2 separate regions of the Homo sapiens genome follow, and region 2 is linked to region 1. A link is an interaction called in ENCODE POLR2A ChIA-PET data of the cell type or tissue named here. Cell type or tissue: Panc1. All regions are shown on one strand. Each heading gives the region's core, and the rest is flanking DNA. Links, peaks and the distances in the headings are about the cores only. Region 1 overlaps LOC124905135 (collagen alpha-1(III) chain-like). Region 2 overlaps GTSE1 (G2 and S-phase expressed 1).

What was found. Peaks named below come from ENCODE experiments on the same cell type or tissue, not always from the same donor. Only the 100,000 strongest peaks of a DNase experiment are listed, where the experiment ranks them.
Region 2: POLR2A ChIA-PET joins it to region 1 with 10 read pairs; 2 of 35 experiments call an interaction of 5 or more read pairs at or near these places.

The regions. Positions count from the first base shown.
Region 1 is chr22:46,046,908-46,052,275 of GRCh38, forward strand. All of the region lies in intron 1 of LOC124905135 (collagen alpha-1(III) chain-like), which reads left to right. It overlaps PRR34 (PRR34 long non-coding RNA), which reads right to left. Exons shown (of 2, transcript NR_165243.1): 2 at 1,624-4,992. Among named protein-coding and RNA genes, the nearest start is that of PRR34-AS1, 4.3 kb to the right of the region's middle. In Panc1, for the core only: no CTCF peak of the experiment used is centred there; no DNase peak of the experiment used is centred there; H3K27ac peaks cover 3,843 bases.
Region 2 is chr22:46,312,258-46,317,625 of GRCh38, forward strand. It overlaps GTSE1 (G2 and S-phase expressed 1), which reads left to right. Exons shown (of 12, transcript NM_016426.7): 5 at 1-48; 6 at 1,633-1,756; 7 at 3,775-4,155. Among named protein-coding and RNA genes, the nearest start is that of GTSE1, 18 kb to the left of the region's middle. In Panc1, for the core only: a CTCF peak has its summit at 2,210 (motif pointing left); a DNase peak (open chromatin) is centred at 2,174.

The DNA of each region.
Region 1 (5,368 bases), core at 57-5,056:
TCACCTCTCTGGGCCTCAGTTTCCTCACTCATAAAAGGGGCTTAATAAGAGTTCTGCCAGACAGGTGTGGTAGCTCACACCTGTAATCCCAGCACTTTGCGAGGCCGAGGCAGACAGATCATGAGGTCAGGAGTTCCAGACCAGCCTGGCCAACACGATGAAACCCTGTCTCTACTAAAAATACAAAAATTAGCTAGGTGTGGTGGCACACAGCTGTAGTCCCAGCTACTCAGGAGGCTGAGGCAGGAGAATTGCTTGAACCCGGGAGGCGGAGGTTGCAGTAAGCCGAGATTGCGCCACTGCACTCCAGCCTGGGTGACAGAGCGAGACTCTGTCTCAAAAAAACAAACAAACAAACAAACAAACAAAACAAACAAAAAGAGTTCTGTATCAGTTGCGTTGTTGGGAGAACGGTGACAATCGCTGTGAACATCGATCACTCCGCTAGCACACGGCAGGCACTCAGTATCAGCGGCTGCTGCTCCAGGGGCCCGTGGCTGCTGGCTTCTCTCGCACATCACCTGCTTCTGGGCAGCTCAGGAATTTCTCTCCTACATCTCATGTCAACTTTGCATCGCTTACCTCACCACCTTCTGGCACTTGTTTCCGTACCCTAAAGGAAACAGTCACTGAACACCTCCCCCACACCTATACTCCTGTATGGAGTACTGGGCACAGAGAGAAAAGACGACAAGGTCCTGCCTTAGAAGCTGCCAGATACCCTGTGCAGTGACACCCTCAGGTGAGCTTCTCTAGGCTAATGCCAGAGAAGGTGTTTCCTGTGCAGCCTTTGTTGAATGCCTCCAGAGACAGGCAGCTCACCACCTATCTGGCAGTGTGGCTGCAGAAGCCGTAGGACAGAGTCACCCAGGCATCCTTGAGCCTTAACTGGTAGAAAGAGATGTAGGACAGGTCCATAGGCAGTGCCCCTGAGTCAGAGGCACCTGGTTTTACTGGAGAAAACACATACCTCATAAGAAACTTCTGAAAATTTGGTGAGGTGTACAGAAAGATTTCAGTCTCCAGAAAAAGCACTGCAAATGCTCACGCATGTTTTTACAGAACAGAGCCCTGTTTCCTCTTTTTGCCAACAGCCCATTTAGCAATGCCAGGGCTGTGCCAGTGACCCCACCCACCTCCTAACAAGGCAGCCACTGTCCCGGGGGACAGCCAATATATGCTTTGATTTTTTGAGGTTAATGTCCTTGGGCCCCTGATTTTGGAAACCCTGGACAAAATATAAGGAGTCACTGCATGGGAAATAAACCTACCCCAGAAAGCTGGCTGCGGCATTCAGGAAACTGGAGAGAAAAGTCAAGGTGTCCGGAGGCCCAGGGTTCCTCGCCAGGATCGGCTATAGAGTTTGCAGGGCCCAGGGTAAGAAGAAAATGTGGCCCCCTGGTTTGAAAATGCCTGAGAATTACAAGGTGGTGACGATGGTGTGAATTAAAACGAGCTTGGGGCCCTTCCGAATGCAGGGCCTTCCTAAGCTCAGGGCCCTGTGCGGTGGTATGGGTCACAAACCCACAAAGCCAGCCCTGCCCCTCACACGTGTTCGTGCCGCATGCTGAGGCCCAGGGAGGGACCAAAGGCAGCTTCAGTGAAGGAGTACAACTCCTCGTCTTTGCCATTCTTTTTTTTTTTCTTTAATGCCATCATTGATGTTCCATGCTCATTTTAGAACACTTTGAGTCCTCAGAAAAGAAAAACATTTGTCAATCACCTATGAAAGCACACTCAGAGATAGCCACTGGGAAGGCCTCACCCAGCTTCTGTCAAAACTTTTTTTTTTTTTTTTTTGAGATGGAGTCTCGTTGTGTCGCCCAGACTGGAGTGCAGTGGTGCAGTCTCGGCTCACTGCAACCTCTGCTTCCTGGGTTCAAGCGATTCACCTGGCTCCAAGCGATTCTCCTGGCTCAGCCTCCCAAGTGGCTGGGACTACAGGCGCCTACCACCACCCCCAGCTAACTTGTATTTTTAGTAGAGATGGGGTTTCACTATGTTGGCCAGGCTGGTCTCGAGCTCCTGACCTCAGGTGACCCACCCACCTCAGCTTTCCACAGTGCTGGGGTTACAGGTGTGAGCCACCACACCTAGTCTGTCAAAACATATTTTAAGCAAAATTAGCATCTTATTAGGTGTATCATTTTATCTTCTGCTTGTTTCATTAATATTTTATCACAATATTTTCCTAAGTCAGAAGATACTGTCTTGCAAATGAACTTTCATGACTATTTAGCATATTCCACTGGACAGAGGTCCTTAACTAACCCCTTATTATCAGGCACTTGGGTTCTTCCCAGTTATTTCCAGTTTTCCCCATTGTAGGCAACACTTCCAGGAACATTTGTCTGCACTTTTCTGATTACTTCCTAGCATGATGAAACCCTGCTTTAGTGGTGGGGCTCCCAGTTAAGTCATTAGGGGTGATATTTTGGCTCCAGAAGACTCTTGGGGTGGTCTCTGAAAAACCCCCTTGGCCAAGTACCTCAGCCCCCATGCCTCATGCAGTGACAGTCCCACACCACAGCCCTGGCATTGCATCTGACTTTTTTTTTTTTTTTTTTTTTGAGATAGAGTCTCACTGTCGTCCAGGGCTGGAGTGCAGTGGCGTGATCTCGGTTCACTGCAAACCTCTGCCTCCCAGGTTCAAGTGATTCTCCTGCCTCAGCCTCCCAAGTAGGTGGGACTACAGGTGCGTGCCACCATGCCCGGCTAATTTTTTGTATTTTTAGTAGAGACAGGGTTTCACTGTGTTAGCCAGGATGGTCTCGGTCTCCTGACCTTGTGATCTACCCACCTCAGCCTCCCAAAGTGCTGGGATTACAGGCATGAGCCACCGTGCCCGGCCCTGACTTTCAAGAGAAAAACCTGACTCTTCCCACAGCTGACTTGATTGGCAGCATAGGCAAAGACTTGAAGCGAGTTTGGAGCGCTGACTGCCTGCCCTGCACTGGCTGGGTTTATCGCCATCTGTGAGGTGCTACCTTCATCCCCCTGTACAGACAAGGACCCCAGGCTCAATAGGCTGAGGCACTGGCCCAGGGACCTCCATGCCACCCTTATTGTGAGGAGGACACATTTGTGACTCTGAAGCAGAAAAGGCCCTTTGTCCTGCCAAACCATGGGCAGGATTCAGGGGTCTACAATGTGACTGCTCGGGTGGCCTGACCGCTGAGCCTATGAGGCTGGGGTTGGGAGGAGGACACTAGCCTGGTGCCTACTCACAGGGAGCACTCAACAAACAGCAGCAGGAGGAAGAGGAGAGGATGGGGCAGCAGCAGCAGGAGGGAAGGTTCGAGCCTCCGCAGTGGAGGGGAGGCTCTGCGGGCGTCTCTCAGCTGGCGAAGGCTCCTGAGAGCAGGGATCAGGTCTGCAGCCCCAGGGCCAGCTCAGTAGGGGAGCAAGGTGTGTGAACACATCGATGAGGGCCGTGCCTTGTGCCATCCTTCTTCCCCTTCACAGGCAGCTGGGCATGTTGGGGCCAGAGGGGAGGGCCTGTTAGTTTCCTGTGGCAGCCATGTAACAACTTATGGCTGACTCAGTGGCTTAAGCAACGCACATTTATTACCTTACAGTCAAGGGGGTCAGATGTCTGAGGTGGGGTCCCAGAACTAAAATCCAGGTGTTGGCAGGGCTGGTTCCTCCTGGAACTCCAGGGGAAAAATCCATCCCTTGCCTTTTCTGGCCTCTGGCGGCACTTGCACTCCTTGGCTCCTCGTCCCTTCTTCCGTCTTTAAAGCCAGCAGCGTCCCCTTGTTCTGTCTCTGACCACGGCTGGGAAGGAGTCTCTGCTTTTGGGCACACGTGGCTAATCCAGGCTACCCTCTCACTGCAGATCTTCAACTCAATCACACACCTACAAAGTCCCTTTGGTCTGGGAGGTAACACTTTCCCAGGCTCCAGGGATTAGGGCTTGGACATCTTGGGGACTTTATTCTGCCCAGGAAAGGTGGTATCAGGGAGTCTGAGCATCTGAACCTCCCCAGGGGACTGAAGGAATGCCTTCAGTGTCCTCTTCCTCCTCCTCAGCAGCTGTGAATCCAGAATAGAGGCCATCTACAAGGTCACACCTGGAGGGATCTGGGGAAACTGAGGTCACAGAGGTCTTGCCCAGGACCCCAGGCCAGGCCCTGTGTTTCTTCCACAGATGGCCCCTTCCCCACCACCCTGTAGTGCACTGCCCAGGGGGTGGAAGTGTTTTAGCCTGGAGGGACACCAGCTTGAGGACTCTGTAGAGCTCTGGGCCTAGGGGGAGGGCGGGCAATGTCATCTATGGGGTGGCTTCCCCACACCAGGGGCAGCTTTACGGAGGTTACCTTTTCATCCCCCCAAGTCCTGTGGCAAGTGAAGATCTGTTTCCTCATCTCATAGGGTAAGGAAGCTGAGGCCCTCAAAGGGGCAGTGGCTTGTCCGTGGAGAAGAGTCTGCTCCTTCCGACAAGCCTGTGGCTGGTGGTGAAGCAGGTGTGAATGGTCTGTCCCATGAGCAGGAGGGTGGGTGTGCGGCGATGTCGGCGTGGTCTCCGCAGAGCTCTGTGCACAGGCCTGTGCATCTGCTGACAGGCAGCTGAGAAGGCTTGCAGTCACATCGCTGATGGTAAAGCTGTAGCAACAGGCTCAGAGAGGTGTGTTAGCTTTCCCAGAGACACACAGCTCTCTGGAAGAGTGCCATCCTCTGAGCTCCATCGCCTGGTGCTTTGCATCCCTTGCCCCAAGGGCACACGTAGAAGCAGAGTTCCTTGGGGTTGGATCTGTGGGGTGGTTTGTGAGGGGGACTGTGTCATCCACTGTGGAAAAGACTTAGCTGCCTCTCTGTAAAACATTTTTGCCTGACGTGAGTTCTCTCCCTTGACCGGGGGCCAGCACAGTACATAGTAGGGTGGTTAAGAGCCCTGGGTTTGGGCTGAGCGCGGTAGCTCATACCTGTAATTCCAGCACATTGGGAGGCCGAGGCAGGAAGATTGCATGAGCCCAGGAGTTTGAGACCAACCTGAGCAACAAAGGTTAAAAAAAAAAACATTAGCTGGGCATGGTGGCACACGCCTGTAAGTCCCAGCAACTTGGGTGGCTGAGGCAGGAGGATAACTTGAGCCTGGGAGGTTGAGGCTGCAGTGAGCGGTGATCACGCCACTGCACTCCAGCAGGGGCAACAGAGCAAGACCCCATCTCAAAAAGAGAAAAGAAAAGCCTTGGGATGGGATTTGGGGTGCTCTGAGTTTAAATCCCAGGGCCCCCACTTTGGTGTGATCTCAGGTATGCTCCTGAACTCTCTATGCCTGAGTTCCCCCAGCTGTAAAGGAGGGGGTGATAATAATGCTGCCCAGACCCCAGAGGACCCCTAGGAGGCTCTTGCTGGGCAGCTGGTC
Region 2 (5,368 bases), core at 124-5,123, 270 kb after region 1:
GGAAGCCACTTGGGCCAGGGCAAGCGGGCGATCCCTGTTCCAAACAAGGTGAGTTGGCTGCTGGGGCCCAAACTTGTGGTTGCTGGGAATGAGGTGGCAGCTGTGTGTACAAGTGCTTTGGATTAAAATCCCAGCATTTTGGGAGGCCAAGGTGGGAGGATCACTTGAGCCCAGGAGTTCAAGACCAGCCTGAGCAACATGATGAAACCCATCTCTACAAAAAATACAAAAATTAGCTGGGCATGGTGGTGAGCAACGGCAGTCCCAGCTACTCAGGAGGCTGAGGTGGGATGATTGCTTGAGCCCAGGAGGTCGAGGCTGCAGTGAGTCATAATCACGCCACTGCACTCCAGGTTGGGTGACAGAATGAGACCCTGTCTCAAAAAAAAAAAAAAAAAAGAGGTGGAAAAGTTGAAAATACACCCACAAGAGGCAGCCTGCAAAATACATGCAAAGAATACTGGCTTCGCAGTGTGCACTGATGGCTAGCCTCTGCCCTGGGAGCTGTGTGGGTTGGGAAAAGTCAGCGTCTCGGAGCCCCAGTTTGTAGGTGGGGATATTCCGTTTCCCTCATGTAGAGTTCTTGAACAGATGACATGAGATGTTGATGTTTTGAAAACAGCAGCTGGGTGCAGTGGCTCACACATGTAATCTCAGCACTTTGGGAGGCTGAGGCGGGAGGATCACTTGAGCCCAGGAGTTTGAGACCAGCCTGGGCAACATAGTGAGGCCCCCATCTCCATTAAAAAATAAAAATCAGCCAGGCATGGTGGTGCATGCCTGTGGTCCCAGCTATTTGGGAGGTTGAGGTGGGAGGATTGCTTGAGCCCAGGAGGTCAAGGCTGCAGTGAGCTGTGATCATGCCACTGCATTCCATTCCAGCCTGGGCAACAGAGTGAGACCCTGTCTAAAAAAAAAAAAAAAAAAAAGGAAAAGAAAGAAAATTGCGGTTCCTCACAGGCATGGAGACTACCAGCCACATCTTTGCCACTTATTTTCTGGCATTGGCGGTAAACCAAGCTGTGTGTACTGGCAGTTCTTGTTAGAACTGCCCAAAGCTGGGCCCTGCAGCTGCTGACTCATGGGGTCTGGGTTGGGGCCCCAAATCTGCATTTCTGCTAGCTCCCTAATGTGGTCCTCATGCAGGGGTTTGAAGACTACACTTTGAGAAGTGCTGCTTGACTTTTTTCTTCTTTAAATTCAAGATGATAATTATTAGATTATTTTAAAATAGTAAAAACACCAACTTTTGTTGTTGTTGTTGTTGTTGAGACGGAGTCTCACTCTGTCGCCCAGGCTGGAGTGCAATGGCACGAGCTCAGCTCACTACAACCTCCACCTCCCGGGTTCAAGCAATTCTCCTACCTCAGCCTCCCGAGTAGCTGGGACTACAGGTGCCTGCCACCATGCCCAGCTAGTTTTTATATTTTTAGTAGAGACAAGGTTTCACCATATTGGCCAGGCTGGTCTCAAACTCCTGACCTTGTGATCCTCCGGCCTCAGCCTCCCAAAGTGCTGGGATTACAGGCGTGAGCCACCGTGCCCAGCCAAAAACCCCTTACTTTTGCAGACACAAGTAATAGGTAAATAACGAGATCTTTGCTGATTCTGTTTTTTCACATTTTGCCCCAGTTGGGGCTGAAGAAGACCCTGTTAAAAGCACCCGGCTCTACCAGCAATCTCGCAAGGAAGTCCTCCTCGGGGCCTGTTTGGAGCGGGGCATCCAGTGCGTGCACATCCCCAGCAGTGGGCAAAGGTGAGGCAGCCGGCATCATGCTTGGACCCACATCTGGCCAGGTGAGGCCTGGAGTGCTGCTCAGGCCTTGGAGACTGTTTCTGCAGAACCACTTAGGCTTGGCAGGACGTCCCGGAGGGCGTGCTGTGTGCGGTGGACCAGGCTGTGGACTGAGTTGCTGTACCTGCCCTCAGTGCCTCTGTCCCATGAGGAGGGCACACTCAGATGGGTGGCTTCAGTCTACGGGGTACACATGGCCAGAAAGCATGTATGATACCCCGTGCCTGAGAACATGGACACTGGAATCACCCTCATGTCCATGTCATGAGACACCAGTTTTAAAATAGGACTATTCCAGATAATGTAGGGCATATGGCCCCATAACTCCTGGGTGCCTGTTTAAATCCATGCTCCCACACCTGTTTGAGGTCAAGCCACATTTCAACCTTGCCAAGCCACAGCTGCCATCTAGTGGTAAGGGAAAGCCTTCGCCTTTCTGCTCTTCAGAGCGAAATCCTCTTCGAGGTGCATTGGCCATGTGGCGTCTCGGGGTCGTTCAGGGCAGCATGGTGTGGATTGTGTTCACAAAATGTAAAAAGTGGGCCGGGCGCAGGGGCTCACGCCTGTGATCCCAGCACTTTGGCAGGCCAAGATGGGTGGATCGCTTGACCCCTGGAGTTTGAGACCAGCCTGGCCAACATGGTGAAACCCTGTCTCTACTAAAAACACAAAAACTAGCCGGGCATGGTGGCGGGTGCCTGTAGTCCCAGCTACTCGGGAGACTGGGCCACGAGAATGGCTTGAACGCGGGAGGCAGAGGTTACCATGAGCCGAGATTGCATCACTGCACTCCGTCTCAAAAAAAAAAAAAAAAATGATAAGTGTGAACTCTCTAATCAGATTGATCTGATCTGGAATTCTGACTCTGCCATTCTGTGATTAAGAGAGGTTTGTGTCCTTATCTTTATAGACTGAGGTGATGACCTCCTGAGATCAAGCAATCCTCCCACCTCAGCCTCCTGAGTAGCTGGGACTACAGGCACATGCCACCACACCCGGCTAATTTTTGTGGGTTTTTTTTTTTTGAGATGGAGTCTCACTCTATTGCCAGGTTGGAGTGCAGTGGCGCAATCTTGGCTCACTACAACCTCTGCCTCCCGGGTTCGAGTGATTCTCCTGCCTCAGCCTCCCAAGTAGCTGGGACTACAGGCACCTGCCACCACGCCCGGCTAATTTTTGTATTTTTAGTAGTGACGGGGTTTCACCATGTTGGCTAGGATGGTCTCGATCTCTTGACCTCGTGATCCGCCCGCCTTGGCCTCCCAAAGTGCTAGGATTACAGGCACGAGCCACTGCGCCTGGCCCACATTTTTGTGTTTTTTGTAGAGAGGATGGTCTCACTATATTAGCCAGGCTGGTCTCGAACTCCTGGCCTTGAGTGATCTCTTGCCTTGGCCTCCCAAAGTGTTTGGATTACAGGCGTGAGCCACCACTCCTGGGCTAAAGTTTTTCTTTAAGAATCCTTTACCAGATCGTCTGCGTATATTGGTAGCTCAGTATGTATTACCCTAGTTTATCTGGTCTTCTATTTTAAATAGTGCTTATGGTTAATATGACGCAGCCTCCTTGTAATTTTAAAGGAATCAACCAGTAACAATTGCGTCTTTTTTCCTTGTTCCCTGCCCACCTCTGTGACCAGACAGGTGAGACATGTGACTAGACTATCCCCTTCCATCTGCTCAACTAATGTAGATTTCTCCTGCCAACATAATCAACGAAGATAGGAGAGCTTGAATTTATGCATGCTTATGTACATGTTAGTAATTATTTTGAGAATAAGTACCTTAGAATACACTCAGCTAAGCTAAAAGCTGCCTGAGCCATCCTGTGTTTGATGATGTTGCCTGAAGGGCTTATAGAATATTGTTAATGTGTCTTATGTTTAAGGTAGATATGCTAAAGACAGCATAACTTCTGTGTGTTTGTTAAATAGCTTCATACTTTTATAATAATGTGATTTTTGTGTGTATACCTTCTAGCTAAATCAAGTGAATTTGCAAGTATTCCTGCAAATAGCTCCCGGCCTCTGTCAAACATCAGCAAGTCAGGCAGAATGGGACCCGCCATGCTGCGGCCAGCTCTGCCTGCAGGCCCTGTGGGGGCATCCTCCTGGCAGGCCAAGCGGGTCGATGTTTCTGAGCTGGCAGCGGAGCAGCTCACGGCACCCCCCTCAGCATCCCCCACCCAACCCCAGACTCCGGAAGGTGGCGGCCAGTGGCTGAACTCCAGTTGCGCTTGGTCAGAATCTTCTCAATTGAATAAGACTAGAAGTATCAGACGGCGAGATTCCTGTCTAAATTCCAAGACAAAGGTTATGCCTACTCCTACAAATCAATTTAAAATTCCTAAGTTTTCTATTGGTGAGTAATAGATACATTTTAATGTGTCTTTAAAAAATACTGAAGAAATTGCATTTAAAGTTTTAAACAATTATTGATGGCATTGATGGTGTTTTTAGTTCTTTCCTCCAACAGTGCTTTCAGGTGTGACCCGCTGTCTTCTCGCCCACGTTGTTTTGGGGGGTCACTGGAGGCTCCCTGAATGTCTTACGTTCGTTCCTGTGTGTGTGACACCCCAATGCTCGTAGGCTGCTTGTAAGGTTTTCTCTTTAGTGTTACTGTCGGGAATTTGATTATTATGTGCTTTGAGGTGGCTTTCTTTGCCTTTATCCCGCTGAGGGTTTCTTAAGCTTCTTTGATCTGTGGGTTGGTTTTTTTCAGCAAATTTGGAAAACGTTGGCCATTATTTCTTCAGCTATCTTTTCCTCTTTCCACTTTATTTCCTAGGACTCTAATCACATCTATTTCAGGCCTCTTGACGTTGTCTCACAGGACACCGAAGCTCTGTTCTTTTTTTTATTTCAGCCTTTTTTCTTTTTCTTATCTTTTTTCTTTTCTTTCTTTCTTTTTTTTTGTTTTTTGTTTTTTGAGACGGAGTCTCGCTCTGTCACCCAGGGTGGAATGCAGTGGCGCGATCTCAGCGCACTGTAACCTCCACCTACCGAGTTCAAGCAATTCTCCTGCCTCAGCCTCCCGAGTAGCTGGGATTACAGGTGCCCACCACCACACCCGGCTAATTTTTTTTTTGTATTTTTGGTAGAGACGGGGTTTCGCCATGTTGGCCAGGCTGGTCTGGAACTCCTGACCTCAAGTGACCCACCCATCTCGGCCTCTCAAACTGCTGGGATTATAGGTGTGAGCCACCGTGCCCGGCCCAGCCTTTTTCCTTGAGCTACAGTTTGGGTAGTTTCTGTTGTCAGATATCATTTCTTCTGCAGTGCCTAACAGCTGTGAAGCCCATCCAGTTAACTTTGTTTCTAACATAATAGTTTCCCCTTATTTCTTCTCATGGTACTTGGGTTTTCTTTTACATCCTCGTGAGCAAATTGATAATGGTTTTAGGGTCTACGATTCTTCTCATACCATCTTCCCCATCATTTTGGGGTCTGTTTCGACTGACTAATTTTGTTTCCGGGTTTTGGCCTCATTTTCCTGCCTCTACATTTTTCACAAGTTTTTCTTGGTTGTTGGATATTGTCAGGTGTACACTTTTGAATGTCTGGATTTTGTTGTC